4 separate regions of the Homo sapiens genome follow, and all the other regions are linked to region 2. A link is a loop called in an ENCODE intact Hi-C map of the cell type or tissue named here. Cell type or tissue: B cell. All regions are shown on one strand. Region 1 overlaps BICD1 (BICD cargo adaptor 1). Region 2 overlaps BICD1 (BICD cargo adaptor 1). Region 3 has its middle 46 kb from the start of BICD1. Region 4 overlaps AMN1 (antagonist of mitotic exit network 1 homolog).

Region 1 (4,000 bases), 170 kb after region 2:
CTCCTGCCTCAGCCTCCCAAGTAGCTGGGACTACAGGCACCCGCCACCATGCCTGGCTAATTTTCTTGTATTTTTTAGTAGAGACGGTGTTTCACCGTGTTAGTCAGGATGATCTCGATCTCCTGACCTCATGATCCTCCTGCCTCGGCCTCCCAAAGTGCTGGGATTACAGGCATGAGCCACCGTGCCCAGCCAGGACATACTATTATTGGACAACCTCTGGTCTAGGCCATCAGTTTAACAAAGATTGCAGCAAAACAGGTCTACAATGCAAACTAAAGTAATGTCTGCAAATATAAGCTTATCACATAATCTGGGGCAGTCAGAGGGTTGGTTGAAATACTAGGAAAGGTTGGCAAGAGGTGTCCTATGTTGTCCAGGGAAAGAAAAGGAAAGGGTTGAGAGGAAGATGACTTTACAGTATTTTTTTTTTTTTTTTTTTTTTTTTTTTTGGAGACAGAGTCCAGCTCTTTTGCCCAGGCTGGAGTGCAGTGGAAGCAATCCTGGCTCACTGCAAGCTCTGCCTCCCGGGTTCACGCCATTCTCCTGCCTCAGCCTCCTGAGTAGCTGGGACTACAGGCACCCACCACCATGCCCAGCTAAATTTTTTTTTTTTGTATTTTTAGTAGAGACAGGGTTTCACTGTGTTAGCCAGTATGGTCTTGATCTCCTGACCTCATGATCCACCCACCCCAGCCTCCCAAAGTGCTGGGATTACAGGCGCGAGTCACTGCGCCCGGCCCAACTTTACAGTATTTAAGCAGGCCTGAAAGAAACCATGACACAAGGAAACACACTGCTGTCTGAAGCAATTTCCAAGTTGCCTTTCTTATAACCACACTGAGGGCAATCCTTGCTTCTCCTTTCATAAGGAGGTAAAGGCCCTTCTGATTTCCATACTCCTTCATCCCAAGTCACCTGCAAAGCAGTAAATCATGTTGAGCATGCGTTTCTGGATTCCTCTCTTCCTCCACACTTCATCCTCAGTTTCCCCCTGCTTCCTGGCTAACAAATTGAGATTCCTATAATCAGAGAATGAACCTTTCATTTCACTACCAGAGATAAAGTAAAAAATGCATGTTTTTGCTTGAAGTAACAACCTAGTTGAAATGCAGTCAGTCAGCAAGTATAAAGGAAAGGTGACTGGATGCTTTAGTGTGGGAAAGGTTGTTTGCTCGGTGGAAAAGGTTGGAGAGAGTCAGTCACAGGGCAGGAGCAGTGAACTCAAATGACCACAAGCAGCTTATAAATAGCATTAAGTACAAGATGTAAACAAAAAGTAGAGGCCGAGTGCAGTGGCTCACGCCTGTAATCCCAGCACTTCGGGAGGCTGAGGTGGAAGGATTGCTTCGGTCCAGGAGTTTGAGACCAGCCTGGGCAACATGGTACAAAACCTTGTCTCTACAAAAAGAAAAAAAAAGCCAAGCATGGAGGTATGCGCCTGCAATCCCAGCTACCCAGGAGGCTGAGGTGGGAGGATTGATTGAGACTGGGAGATCAAGGCTGTAGTGAGCTGTGATCAAGCCACTGTACTCTAGCCTGGGCAACAGAGCAAGACCCTGTCACAAACAAACAAACAAAAGAAAAAGTAGATGGAAAAGGAACAGCCAGTGCTCACTTACAGGTGATTTTTGTGCTCTGTGAAGGTGGGCCCAGTGTTGCCTGAATTATTTATTTATTTTTATTTACTTATTTTTAGACGGAGTCTTGCTCTGTCGCCCAGGCTGGAGTGCAGTGGCGCGATCTCGGCTCACTGCAACCTCTGCTTCCTGGGTTCACGCCATTCTCCTGCCTCAGCCTTCTGAGTAGCTGGGACTACATGCACCTGCCACCACGCCCCACTAATTTTTTGTATTTTTAGTAGAGACGGGGTTTCACTGTGTTAGCTAGGATGGTCTTGATCTCCTGACCTCGTGATCCGCCCGCCTCAGCCTCCCAAAGTGCTGGGATTACAGGCGTGAGCCACTGAGCCCAGCCCGAACTTTTGATTTTTTTAAAAAAGAAATCAGAAGTTTTCAAATGTTTGTGAAATCATCAGTTTTCTAAATATTGGCAATCAATTCCAAAAGTTTTATAACGTGTTACAAGCCAAATAAAGCACATCTATAGGCTCGATGGTCTATGGGCACCCCTTGTGATCTCTGCTTTAAATCATTTGATGTCTGAATTGGTGGAAGGGACACGGGAGCACACACCAGCCTGGGGAGCCCACTAGAGTACAGAATGCAAACTACAGGGACACATGCCTTTGAGCAGGTAGTAGATAGCCAGGGCCTGTCAAGTTATTAGGTGTCCCAGGCCAGGTAATAACTCCTTGGAGTTGTGAAAAGTATATTTCATTTCCATGCCATCATGTTTGTAACATGCTATTTATAGTGCCCAGTTATCATTTTTCCCAAAGTGCAATTTTTCTCCCATGAAGTACTCATAATCTTAAGTAATGTAGTTGATATGTAACCCAGAAACTCCTACTTGATTAGAAGACAGTTATTGGTAGTATGCCATTGATAGATTTGTTAATTTTTTGTTATATTTATTCAAATGCATATTCATGGTAGAACAATTAGCACTTTCTAGTTTTCATTCTAAATAATGGATATTATAAATAATGGTCTCCAATATTGACTCTTTTGAGTAATTCTATCAGGGACATGTTGAAATTCCAATGACCATTTTTTTTTTTTTTTTTGCCTTAGAGGCATCTTTTGTACATAATGTATTTCTTTTTTTTTTTTTTTCCCTCAAGACAGGGCCTCACTCTGCCACCCAGATTGGAGTGCAGTGACACCATCAGGGCTCACTGCAGCCTTGACCTCCCTGGGCCCGAGTGATCCTCCCACCTCATCCTCCCGAATAGCTGGGACTATAGGTGCACGCCACCACACCTGGCTAATTTTCTTATTTTTTGTAGAGAGAGGGTTTCATTATGTTGCCCAGGCTGGTCTCAAACTCCTGTGCTCAAGCAATTCACCGAGATTACAGGCCTGAGATTACAGGTGCTGAGATTACAGGCCTGAGCCACCGTGCCCAGTCCTCATAATGCATTTCACACACCATAGTGTGGTGAGCACATTCTTTCACTGAAATAACACTATCCATATTCACATATACAACTGGCATTGTTAGAAACATCTGCTATACATATGTCTTTATGAGTTGCATCCTATTAGAGCACCACAGTGTTTCGGTGACCAGTGAGTGCTGGTTTACCATCAGCTTTCATTGTTCCCTTCTGACGGTGTATTTCTCAGTTTTTTCCTGGGCCCAGTGCTGCCCAGAGTAAAGGCTACATTCTTCACTCCTCCTCGCAGCCAAATGGCATAAGACTAGTACCAGCCAATGATATATAACAAGTGATGTGGGTAACTTTTAATGTCCTTAAAGGGAGACAGTGTGCTCCTTATTTTGTGCCACCGCTTAGAACATGATCAAATGGCAAGCCACCTGAGATAGTATGGTCTAGACTAGAAGGCTGTACAACAACAGAGGAAGAGCCTGGCTCCTGGATGACCTCATGGAGCAGAGATTCCATGAGGAATCTCCTCCTGTCTACCTCCATACTGTTACATAAGAGAAAAACCTCTGGCTGGGCGTGGTGGCTCACGCCTGTAATCCCAGCACTTTGGGAGGCTGAGGTGGGTGGATCACAAGGTCAGGAGATTGAAATCATCCTAGCTAACATGGTGAAACCCTGTCTCTACTAAAAATACAAAAAAATTAGCCAGGCGTGGTGACGGGCACTTGTAGTCCCAGCTACTCAGGAGGCTGAGGCAGGAGAATGGCGTCAACCAGGAGGTAGAGCTTGCAGTGAGCCGAGATCACGCCACTGCACTCCAGCCTGGGCGACAGAGCGAGACTCCGTCTCAAAAAAAAAAAAATAGAAAAAGTTCCATCTTGACTAAGTCACTCTTGCTTAGGTGTCTGTTACATCAGCCAGGCTACATCCCAACTAAATCTCTACCCTAACCTTTGCGAGACAAACCATTGCATTGAGATTATA
Region 2 (4,000 bases):
GTGCACTGTGGGACTGTGTGGCTCAATGCGGGACGGTTAGCATCCCTAGTCACTGTCATTACAAAAACAGTCACACATTCTAGACACCCACTGCCCGCCCCAACGCCAAGGGGGCAGTACTGCCTTCAACCAGGACCCCAAAAGACTCCAGTGTGGCAGTTGTTGGGGAGGGGGAATGTGAGAGGGGCAGTGGAGAGGGAGTCAGCAAGCAGGTTCTCTGAGCCCTGGTGAGAAGTCTGGATTTTATTTTAAGCCGCCTGAGTGATGTGATTTCATACATGTTTTTAAAAGATCACTCTGGTTATTCCTTGCAGACAGTGGAAGAGTGAGCCAAGTTAGGAGGCTATTGCAGTAGTTCAGGTAAGAGATGATGGTGGCTTAGACTGAGAGAGAATCTACTTGAGGGTAAGAAGTGATCTGATTCAGGGTATATGTTGAAAGATTTGCTAATTAATTAAATATGGGAGGCAAAAGAAGGTGGAGAAATCAGGATGGCTCCTAGGTTTCTTATAAGGAGCTAGGAAGAATGTAAAGAAATCATATGATAAGGAGATATAAAAAGGAATAAAATAATATTTCACACTTAAATTTAGGAGACGAAATATTTGCTTATTTGAATTTGAAAATTCTTGTGGATACCAATATTGATACTTTGTCTGAAAAATAATTTTAAGATGAGTCTCCTGGCCAGGCGGGGTGGCTCATGCCTGTAATCCCAGCACTTTGGGAGGCTGAGTCAGGTGGATCACCTGAGGTCAGGAGTTTGAGACCAGCCTGACCAACATGGTGAAACCCCATCTCTACTAAAAATGCAAAAATTAGCCGGGTATGGTGGTGCACACCTGTAATCCTAGCTACTCGGGAGGTTGAGGCACAAGAATCACTTGAACCTGGGAGGTAGAGGTTGCAGTGAGCCAAGATCGTGCCACTGCAAGCCAGCCTGGGCGACAGAACAAGACTCCATCTGGGAAAAAAAAAAAAGATGAGTCTGCCAAAATGTTTCTCATTTGGAAGGGATTCATGACTTTGCCAGAAAAACAAGCAGCATTCTATAGTTATAATGCTCTATGATGTAATTTACTGGACCTAAGTTGGCTACCTTTCATGATGCATATTAAGTGTGGAGCCATATTTCTTAGTTTCTGTTATAAAGCTAAACTGTTAAGTCATTTTTATTCCTATAAAGTCAAACAAACTAGCCATGGATACTTTTTAACATTCTGTGAAACCAACTTTATCCAGTTTCTGAAATGGATGCCAGTTCTTTTTTTTTTTTTTTGAGATGGAGTCTTGCTCTGTCCCCCAGGCTGGAGTGCAGTGGTACGATCTCTGATCACTGCAACCTCCGCCTCCCGGGTTCACGCCATTCTTCTGCCTCAGCCTCTTGAGTAGCTGGGACTACAGGCGCCTGCCACCACGCCTGGCTAATTTTTTGTATTTTTAGTAGAGACGGGGTTTCACTGTGTTGGCCAGGATGGTCTTGATCTCCTGACCTGGTGATCCACCCACCTCGGCCTCCCAAAGTGCTGGGATTACAGGCCTGAGCCACTGTGCCTGGCTGGATGCCAGTACTTTTTAAACCAAAGTTAAAATAATTATTTATAGGAAGCAGTTGTGCACTGTAGATTAGGAACATGGAGACTGGGGCATAAATATATTCTTGAGCTAGAATTAAAGTAAAACATGTGACTGATGGAAATAACAGCTCTCCCTGTGCCCTACCATGGAACTTGGTAAGCCTTTGTTAACTCACTGGCACTGCTAGATCATGCTATGGTCCCCGAGGGCCAGGGAGGCAAGTGTGCTAGTCCAAGTAAAAAGCTGATATGATCTTTGTATGAACAGAAACACTGTTTGTAATGTGATGATAACGTTGGTTTCTTGCTCCTGGGATATTGTGTTCTAGGTAAAGTGGTCCAGAGACCAATGGGTGGCAGATACAGGGATACAGAGGTCAACTTAATATAAAAAAAGACCTTCTCTAATGTCTAAGAGCAGAGTGAAAGTGAGCAGGCCATCTGAGGAGAGAGAGACTTCCCTGTTGGCTCATCATGATGCTTAAGCAGAGCCAAAAAGCTACTTGGTAGGGATGTCAAGGAAGTGAGTCAGGTGTTTTCAGCACCGCGACTCTGTCATTGTGTGCCTCTCTCCTTAATACCTCAGAATTAGAATAAAGTCTTGATAACAGTAGTGGCACCAGTCCTGTGGTTTGTTTTGCGATGACTGTGTGGTTGTTAAACTTTCTAAGTGAAACACCATAGTGTCGGGAGCAATGCCGACAAGCCTGGCCACCTTTGGTCTACAGCAGATATTGCAAGCTGATATCCCGTGGCCACAGTCAGGCTTGGTGATTGATAAACATTTTGATTTAGGGAGCTGCTTTTTTCAAGAAACAGAATCACATAAACAGGATTTCAGGCCAGTCTCAAAAAACTGGAAGATTTCACAGAGCCTTGGGCCCACATTTCTGTGTGGCATCAGAGGGCTAGAGGTGAATGAGTCCTCCTCTCCTCTCCTCTCCCCCTCCTCCCCTCCATTCCCCTCCCCTCCCCTTCCCCGCTCCCCTCCTTTATTTTTTTTTTTTATGAGACGGAGTCTCACTGTGTCACCCAGGCTGGAGTGCAGTGGTGTGGTCTCAGTTCATTGCAACCTCCATCTCCCAGGTTCAAGCCATTCTCCTGCCTCAGCCTCCTGAGTAGCTGGGATTACAGGTGCATGCCACCATGCCTGGCTAATTTTATATTTTTAGTAGAGATGGGCTTTCACCATGTTGGCCAGGCTGGTCTTGAACTTGTGACCTCAGGTGATCCGCCTGCCTCGGCCTCCCAAAGTGCCGGGATTACAGGCATGAGCCACCATGCGTGGCTTTTTTTTTTTTTTTTTTTTTTTTTTTTTTGAGACAGGGTCTCTTGCGCTGTCACCTAGGCTGGAGTGCAGTGAGACAAACACAGCTCACTGCAGCCTAGACCTGCTGGGTTTAAGTGATCCTTACATCTCAGCCTCCTGAGTACCTGGGACTACAGGTGTGCATCACCACACCTGGCTAATTTTTAAATTTATTGTAGAGACAACACTTCACTATATTGGCTGGCCTGGTCTCAAATTCCTTGCCTCAAGCGATCTTCTGCCTTTACATCCCAAAGTGCTGGAATTACAGGCATGAACCTTCACCTTTCTTTTAGAAAGAGCGTGAATCTCTAATTCACCAGAGTCCCCACCATTCCATCTCATCTGAGTTATCTCACTATCTCTGTTCTTCCCTCATTTACATCATCTGTCACTTACCTGTTGACATGTGAGTTTTGACTTTTGATTGAGATGCTGACACCCTCCTTCCCTTCTAGGAAAGGAAAATAAAGGGGGAAGGAAGGTGGAGAGGGACAAAGGAGAGGCGTGTGGAGGATGATAGCGCAGGACTTGCATTCTCAGTTCTGCCTCTTAAATCTTGGAACCTATTTCTTCATCTAACAGTATAGGACTGATGTTTATTTTTGTATTAGATCATATATATAGGAGTACCTGGCATATAACTTTGTCCAAAGTACACATTCTTTAGCTGGTGCTCCTCTGTGTTCCCCTGTAAAGACTGAGGCAACTATAATGTTCCACTGTTCTGTGATTATTGATTTTCAGGTCTGTTTCCTCCACCAGATTATGTGTGTCTTACTCAACTTTGTATCACCAAGCACCTACGTGGCATTTTTTCTTTTTTGAAGGTAGGGACCATGGCTTTCTCTTTCTTTACTGGACACTGTATAGATGTCATGCAGGTCTGAACGTCACACTGTTAAATAATTACTTAACAACTGACCAGAACTAAGGCTGTGGTCTAGAGCTCCAAACCAGAAGCAAAAAGGAATGGTGCTGGGCTGGGGCACTTTCCTCTAACATCACCCAAACCCAGAAAACGAGGATCGTAAGCCCCTTCATGGGCCAAATGCAGGGCTGGGGCCCTTGGGCTAACCCTTTAGTGCCTCTGGCTGCATCACTGTCAGAGTAA
Region 3 (4,000 bases), 74 kb before region 2:
GGGTTCACGCCATTCTCCTCCCTCAGCCTCCCCAGTAGCTGGGACTACAGGCGCCTGCCACCACGCTCAGCTAATTTTTTTTTGTATTTTTAGTAGAGACGGAGTTTCACCGTGGTCTCGATCTCCTGACCTTGTGATACGACCGCCTCGGCCTCCCAAAGTGCTGGGATTACAGGCGTGAGCCACCGTGCCCGGCCGGAGAAGCTTGATTTAAAGGACAGAGGAAGATGTGTGTAAGTCATATACAAATACTGTACCATTTTATATAAGGAACTTGAGCATTTACAAGTTTTTGGTATCCTTAGGGGCCCTGGAACACCCTGTTTGATGCTGAGAGATGACTGTAGTTAACAGTCGCATTACTTGGATATGATAACATCAGAAGGCATAATGAATAGTGAGATGCTTGGGCCTCTATGTTGAGGACGAAGCTCTGATTTTTTTTTTTTCCCCAAATTCTTATGTAAGGAGTCTGGGGAGTCATGCCCCACAAATCATCAGTTCTCATCAGATGGGTTTTATTTAATCCTGTATATTGAGACTTACTTTCCAATCTGACTCTGGCCATGGCAAGGAAGAAAATAAAAATATTTTACCTCAAAACATGTTTCTCTGTCATATCTTGAAATGGCCCTGCAGAGCCATCTCTTGTGGGAAAAATCCACATTCCGTAGAGAATCCCCTTTTCCCCTTTTTTGTCCTTCCTTCCTTTCCAGATCCAGGAGATAATCAACTAAGAGCCAAGCACCCTTTTAGTTCCGATAAGAAACATTTTGCAACCTGCTCTCTCTGAAGTCTGCTATCTGAGATCTTCCTCTGCACAATAAAACTTGGTACCCACAATCCTTTATCTTAACCTGAACATTTCCTTTCTATTGATCCCAGGCCTTCAGATAAACTCAACCAATTGTCAACCAGAAAATGTTTAAATTTACCTATGAAGCCCCCCCGCGCTTTTTGTCCTGCCTTTTGGAACCAAACCAATGTTATTTCTTAAATGTATTTGATTGATGTCTCATGTCTCCCTAAAATGTATAAACCCAAGCTGTGCCCCAACCACCTTGGGCACATGTTCTCAGGACCTCCTGAAGGCTGCGTCACCGGCCATAGTCACTCGTATTTGGCTCAGAATAAATCTCTTAAAATGTTTTACCGGCCAGGCATGGTGGCTCACGCCTGTAATCCCAGCACTTTGGGAGGCTGAGGCGGGTGGATCACGAGGTCAGGAGATCGCGACCATCCTGGCTAACATGGTAAAACCCTGTCTCTACTAAAAATACAAAAAATTAGCCGGGTGCGGTGGTGGGCGCCTGTAGTCCCAGCTACTCGGGAGGCTGAGTCAGGAGAATGGCGTGAACCCGGGAGGCGGAGTTTGCAGTGAGCCGAGATCGTGCCACTGCACTCCAGCCTGGGCGACAGAGCAAGACTCCTCTCAAAAAAAAAAAATGTTTTACAGAGTTTGACTCTTTTAGTCAACACCGTTAAATACTGAAAAAGGGATGGATATAGAAACAGTTATGGTGTATCACTGACTAAAATACCAAAATTAGGCTTTCCTTCAGAGACATGATTTTCCAAAATGGTGAGTAAATAAAATCCTGAGCCAAGAAAAGTACAGTATTTCCTAGATTTGCAAATCTACAGTGATTGAATTCCTGGAAAATTCAGTGTCTAGTAAAACTATGCAAAAATATTTTGTTAACATGTAAAAGTTAGGCCGGGCGCGGTGGCTCATGCCTGTAATCCCAGCACTTTGGGAGGCCGAGGCGGGTGGATCATGAGGTCAGGAGTTCAAGACCAGCCTGGCCAAGATGGTGAAACCCCGTCTCTACTAAAAATATAAAAATTAGCCGGACATGGTGGCGGGTGCCTGTAGTCCCAGCTCCTCGGGAAGCTGAGGCAGAGAATTGCTTGAACCCGGGAGGTGGAGGTTGCAGTGAGCCGAGATCGCGCCATTACACTCCTGCCTGGGCAACAGAGCAAGACTCCGTCTCAAAAAAAAAAAAAAAAAAAAAAAAAAAGAAGTAAAAGTTAGGTTTAAGCTCAGATAATTATAAACAGGTTTTTAACCTTCATAAATGGGTGGAGGGACACTAAAAGTTTATCTGGGCTGGGGAACAATTTTGCTTTTGGAGGCTGTTCTACACATTGTTTACTGTCGCTGGCCTCAGCCGGGCCCATGCAAACATGCAAATCCCGCCAGCCCTCTAAATCGTTGGTACAGACTTCAAAAAATTTCCAAATTGCCCTCTAGAGGGCAGTACTAGCACTGTAGAGAGTCACTGAACCAAAAAGCTCTGCTGTGGACTAAACCTGCCTTGCTTCTTGGGGCGGGGTAGGGCAGCATTATTCTGTGGTCTGGGCTGCCTGGGGTTGGGGATAAGTGGTAGGGGCAAAGACATTATTTTCCTCTCACCAGCCCCTTCGGGAAGGCTGGAATGCTGGAGATTTTACAAACACGAATCGCTGACACCTTTTTTGTGTATTTTAAATCTTCTAATCAATTTGGGATAGAAAACTGGAGTCAAAAACTCTTCCCTACAAAAATAATGCAATATTTCTATCTATCTATCATCTATCTATCTATCTATCTATCTATCATCTATCTATCTATCATCTATCATCTATCTATGTCTATATATATCAGTATGTGTGTATATATATGTATATACATGGCTGTATATTTTATGTATTCCTACACAATTATGATGTCATGGTTTGTACTGTAGAAAAAGTGGGGGCAATCTAAATGTCCATGAACAGGAGAGTAGATTTTTTATTTATTATTTATTATTATTTTTGAGACAGAAAAATATGTCACCTAGGCTGGAGTGCAGTTGCGTGATCTCGGCTCGCTGCAACCTCTGCCTCCCAAGTTCAAGCAATTCTCTTGCCTCAGCCTCCCAAGTAGCTGGGATTACACACTGGGCTAATTTTTGTATTTTTTGTAGAGACAAGGTTTCACCATGTTGCCCAGACTGGTCTCAAGCTCCTGGCCTCAAGTGATCTGCCTGCCTTGGCCTCCCAAAATACTGAGATTACAGGTGTGAGCCACTGCTTCCGGTTAATCTTCAACTATATATATATATATATATATATATATATATATATATATATATATATATATATACACATACATATATATATATATACATATACATATATTTATTTATTGAGATGGAGTCTTGCTCTTGTCGCCCAGGCTGGAGTGCAGTGGTGCCGTCTTGGCTCACTGCAACCTCCTCCTCCCAGGTTCAAGCGATTCTCTTGCCTCAGCCTCCTGTGTAGCTGGGATTACAGGCGCCTGCCACCACATCTGGCTAATTTTTGTATTTTTAGTAGAGACAGGGTTTCAGCATGTTGGCCAGGCTGGTCTTGAATTCCTGATCTCAGGTGATCCACCCGCCTCAGCCTCCCAAAGTGCTGGGATTACAAGTGTGAGCCACGGAGCCTGGCCAATAATATATATTTTAAAAATAACTATATTTTCCAAAAATAAAACATATGAGTAGAATGCCCTTGTTTTACATTTTTGCAAATCTCGTTAATATCTGACCTACTAGAAGACAGATTATCTAATCAGTTCTGTATTCAATATGTTGTGATATTATGTAGGTTCTAGAAAATTCCACTTTACACTCATGAGAGAATGGAAGTTAAAAAGCTAAATATAATAATTATTATAAAACTAATTTGACCTTGGAGGCCTCTTGAAAGCATAGGGCCCTCCCCACCAAGGACCACGGGGCACCACTTTGAGAGTCTTTGCTCTCAAATCAATTAGGACCCAGACTCTATGAAGTTAAATGTTAAACAGATTGATAGTTTTTTGTGTGTGTGTGAGACAGAGTCTCACTCTGTTGCCCAGACTGGAGTGCAGTGGTGTGATCTCGGCTCACTGCAACCTCCACCCACCGGGTTCAAGTGATTCTCCTGCCTCAGCCTCCCGAATAGCTGGGATTACAGGTGCCTGCCACCATGCCTGGCTAATTTTTGTACT
Region 4 (4,000 bases), 450 kb before region 2:
AGTCAGGTTGCTTTGAGGGTAACAATATTATAATTGCACATGCATATGCAAGTATAGTAAATACTTTCTATATAATATAAATTTTATGGTCTTAAATACTCATATGTGAGCAACCATATGAATATATAAGAGGAATCATGTTATATAAGGTGTCACGAAAGAAGAAAGGCCTTCCATGTATCAAACAAAAAACCCCCACAAACACAACCAGCATTTATCTTCCTTGGAAAAAGAAGAAATTAAAAATCAAATATAAGGTGAACATGTTAGCCCACTTTACTTCCATTCAATGATGTTAGCAAAAATATATCATTATAGAAGATTTAGGGGTACTGATGGTTAAGTGGGAAGAGTAGAAGTGATCTGGGTAGTTAAAATTTCTTCAGCTTTTTTCTCTTTAGTTTATTAATAAAAGCCATTTTATATGAACTATTTAAAAAATTTATTTTTTTTGATGTGATGACTCAAGGTAGAATATATTGTATGAACTCTTGCATTATTATTTTTATTTATTTTTTTTGAGACGAAGTTTCGCTCTTGTTGCTCAGGCTGGAGTATAGTGGCATGACCTTGGCTCACTGCAACCTCTGCCTCCTGCGTTCAAGCAATTCTCCTGCCTTAGCCTCCTGAGTAGCTGGAATTACAGGCATACATCATCATGCCTGGCTAATTTTTGTATTTTTAGTAGAGACAGGGTTTCACCATGTTGGTCAGGCTGGTCTCATAGTCCTGACCTCAGGTGATCCACCTGCCTCGGCCTCCCAAAGTTCTGGGATTACAGGCGTGAGCCACCATGCCCGGCCTCTTGCATTATTATTAATATTAGATCTCTCAATGTTATGATAATTGGCCATTATGCACAAGGCAAAGTCGAGATCCATAAGAGTTAAGTGATTTATTCGATGTTCTGGAGAGATGGCGTGGATGGGATCAGCGTTCGTTTTACTGTATCTTAAGATTTTAGTTTTAGTCTTAGCACTATTATTATTTTATTAGACAGCAAGTCTCAGTTAATGTTGTGCAGGCTGATTTCAAACCCCTGGGGCCTCAAGCGATCCTCCCACCTCAGCCTCCCGAGTAGCTGGGACTATAGGTGTGCACCACCATGCCCAGCTAATTAAAACAATTTTTTATAGAAGCAGGGTTTCTCTATGTTGCCCAGGCTGGTGTCAAACTCCTGCATTCAAGCGATCCACCCACCTTGGCCTCCCAAAGTGCTGGGATTACAGGCATGAGCCACCGCACCCTGACACAAATAACATTTCAATATCTCACTTTCCTATTCTGTGAAATCAGGGATCAGAAAAATAACATTTTAAAATGTGATGGAGTTGGCTAGGGTAATCAAAAAAGTGTTCTGTGCTAGAAATTTGGAAATGCTTGGACAAACGAAGTTAAACAGTTTCTTAGCTATAGTATTTCTCAGAGCCTTTGACAAATTAACATTCATAATAGTGGCATGTTGCCCTTCACAAACTTTTTGGACATATAAACACTTTTTGTTTTATGTTATGGCACACCATGTAACTGCAGTGAATCTGAAGGATTTCAGGGCAGAACAAAGAAAAAGATGTGACCACAAGGTGGCAGTGGGACACAACAAGCTCTCTTTGGACAGCGCTTTGACAGGTTTGTATGCCGGGAAGTCCCTCACAGCATGAGACCTTCCAAAGGCAGCGACAGTGTAGGGCGGCCACTACTCAGAAGGGGGAGGGTAAGAGAATTCCTGGAGGACTAGAGAGAGGGTGTATGTGTCATGACGTTGTTTAGCAGCAAGATCGGCGGGGCGGGTGGGGGGGTGTCTCTGGGTTACAGAGCTCCAAAGGGCAGCAGTGATTTGGGGTCTTTTATAGCCTGGGGTTTTTATCTATGGATAGTAGACGTTGAGTGTAGTTTGCAGGGTATGTAAAGCAGGTGGGCTCTAGATAGATGGCTAATAATTTGGTTATTTAGGCTATACTTAAACAATTGGATGTGTAAACATTTGATTTGGTGATGATGGGCTTTTGAGCTAACAGTCCTGGTTGCTGTGAAGAAGTAAACAACACAGGGCCCCAAAGGTCATTTTTAGATCATGTAACGGTAACACCTAGTCCAGCATTTACCAACTGTGATCTTCCAGATCAAAAATATTTTTATTCCAAATATTTTGAACTCCTGCCATTTCAATGTCTACTTCCACTACTTCTGGCAGCCACACAAAAATATAAGAAGTGATTTGAAAGGGGTATGCTATTCTTTTTTTTTTTTTTTTTGAGACAGTGTCTCACCTTGTCACTCAGGCTGGAGTGCAGTGGCACAATCTTGGCTAATTGCAACCTCTGCCCCCCAGGCTCAAGTGATCCTCATGCGTCAGCCATCAGAGTAGCTGGGATTACAGGCGTGCGCCACCATGCCCAGCTAATTTTTGTATTTTTAGTAGAGAGGGGGTTTCACCATATTGGCCAGGCTGGTCTCAAACTCCTAATCTCAAGTGATCTGCCTGCCTTGGCCTCCCAAAGTGCAGGACTACAGGCGTGAGCTACCACACCTGGCCAGAAAATGATATGCTATTCTTGCTGCAAATGTTGAAGTTGACTGATAATTTTTCTTTACCATAAAGCAGTGGTTCCCAAAGTGTAGTCTGCATATTCTGTAGTCTGAGACCCTTTCAGGGTTGTGAACTGAACTAGTTACTTTTCTCATGGAACACCATTTTTACTTTTTAAAAGAATGATTGATATGGTTTGACTGTGTCGCCACCCAAATCTCATCTTGAATTGTAGCTCCCACAATTCCCATGTGTCGTGAGAGGGACCCGGTGGGAGGTAATTGAATCATGGGGGCAAGTCTTTCCTGTGCTGTTCTTATGATAGTAAATAAGTCTCATGAGATCTGATGGTTTTAAAAGGGGAAACCCCTTCTCTTGGCTCTCATTCTCTCTTGCCTGCCACCCTGTAAGACGTGCCTTTCGCCTTCAGCCATGATTGTGAGGCTTCCCCAGCCACGTGGAACTGTGAGTCCATTAAACCTCTTTTTCTTTATAAGTTACCCAGTCTTGGGTATGTCTGTATCAGCAGTGTGAAAACGGACTAATACAATGACTACAGTGTAAGGTTATTCTTATTTGAGTACTTGGCAGACTATTTCATGAAAATAGAAGAAATGAGGCTGTCATTTCAAAGAAAACAAATGACAGAATTTGTTGTCAGTGATAAAGCTTTAGCTTTCAAGTGAATTTTGGAAGCCTCGTAGCTGCCACTGTGATCTTGAAAGCTATCCAGGACCTTTCTAATGACATCAGTTATTATGTTAACAACTGATTTTTGTTTTGGATAATAAAATGTGTCAATATTTAAAAGATCTATATAACTCAGAGAACCAATATTTTCCGAACTGCCAATGCATGATGTTACAAAATCATGCATTGGTAAAGATCAACTCAAAATTCAAGACAGACTAGTGCATCATAACACAAATGTATGAAAAGTGCATCATAACAAAATGTACGCAAAGTTCATTGATATGTTTTCAAGTTCCACATTGCAACAACCCATAAGAAATTACCACTTGCTGAGTTTTGGGGTATCAAAGAAGAGTATCCACAATGATCTGAAAAGTGATGATCTGAATGAAAATATATCTCTTTTCTAGGTAATAGATTTACGATTTTTAAAAAATGAATGTCTATTAAAATTTATCTGTTTTAATAGAAATTTTAATTTAACAAATATACATAAACAAAAACTCTTTGGGGATCCTCAGTGATTTTTTTTTTTTTTTTGAGATGGAGTCTCACTCTATTGCCCAGGCTGGAGTGCCGTTGTGCGATCTTGGCTCACTGCAAGCTCGGCCTCCCAAGTTCATGCCATTCTCCTGCCTCAGCCTCCTGAATAGCTGGGACTACAGGCGCCCGCCACCATGCCCGGCTAATTTTTTTGTATTTTTAGTACGGACAGGGTTTCACCGTGTTAGCCAGGATGATCTCGATCTCCTGACCTTGTGATCCACCTGCCTTGGC

What was found. Hi-C counts contacts between places; a loop is a spot of excess contacts. Peaks named below come from ENCODE experiments on the same cell type or tissue, not always from the same donor. Only the 100,000 strongest peaks of a DNase experiment are listed, where the experiment ranks them.
Region 1: a loop joins it to region 2, with 2.5 times the contacts of the local background. A loop is called at or near these places in 3 of 110 quality-filtered maps.
Region 3: it touches region 2 in a loop (4-fold over the local background); 4 of 110 quality-filtered maps call a loop at or near these places.
Region 4: it touches region 2 in a loop (4-fold over the local background); 2 of 110 quality-filtered maps call a loop at or near these places.

What each region holds. Positions count from the first base shown.
Region 1 is chr12:32,300,209-32,304,208 of GRCh38, forward strand. The region is part of intron 3 of BICD1 (BICD cargo adaptor 1); the gene reads left to right. Among named protein-coding and RNA genes, the nearest start is that of FGD4, 97 kb to the right of the region's middle. In B cell, CTCF peaks have their summits at 2,224 and 2,437; a DNase peak (open chromatin) is centred at 2,193; H3K27ac peaks cover 1,935 bases.
Region 2 is chr12:32,132,521-32,136,520 of GRCh38, forward strand. The region is part of intron 1 of BICD1 (BICD cargo adaptor 1); the gene reads left to right. Among named protein-coding and RNA genes, the nearest start is that of BICD1-AS1, 27 kb to the left of the region's middle. RefSeq lists enhancers at 1,770-1,929, 1,940-1,999. In B cell, a CTCF peak has its summit at 2,320; a DNase peak (open chromatin) is centred at 2,171; H3K4me3 peaks cover 748 bases; H3K27ac peaks cover 2,061 bases.
Region 3 is chr12:32,058,512-32,062,511 of GRCh38, forward strand. No RefSeq gene overlaps it. Among named protein-coding and RNA genes, the nearest start is that of BICD1, 46 kb to the right of the region's middle. In B cell, a CTCF peak has its summit at 2,211 (motif pointing right); a DNase peak (open chromatin) is centred at 2,250; H3K4me3 peaks cover 231 bases.
Region 4 is chr12:31,680,726-31,684,725 of GRCh38, forward strand. The region is part of intron 6 of AMN1 (antagonist of mitotic exit network 1 homolog); the gene reads right to left. Among named protein-coding and RNA genes, the nearest start is that of ETFBKMT, 23 kb to the left of the region's middle. RefSeq lists a silencer at 1,722-1,811. In B cell, a CTCF peak has its summit at 1,580 (motif pointing right); a DNase peak (open chromatin) is centred at 1,616; H3K27ac peaks cover 1,785 bases.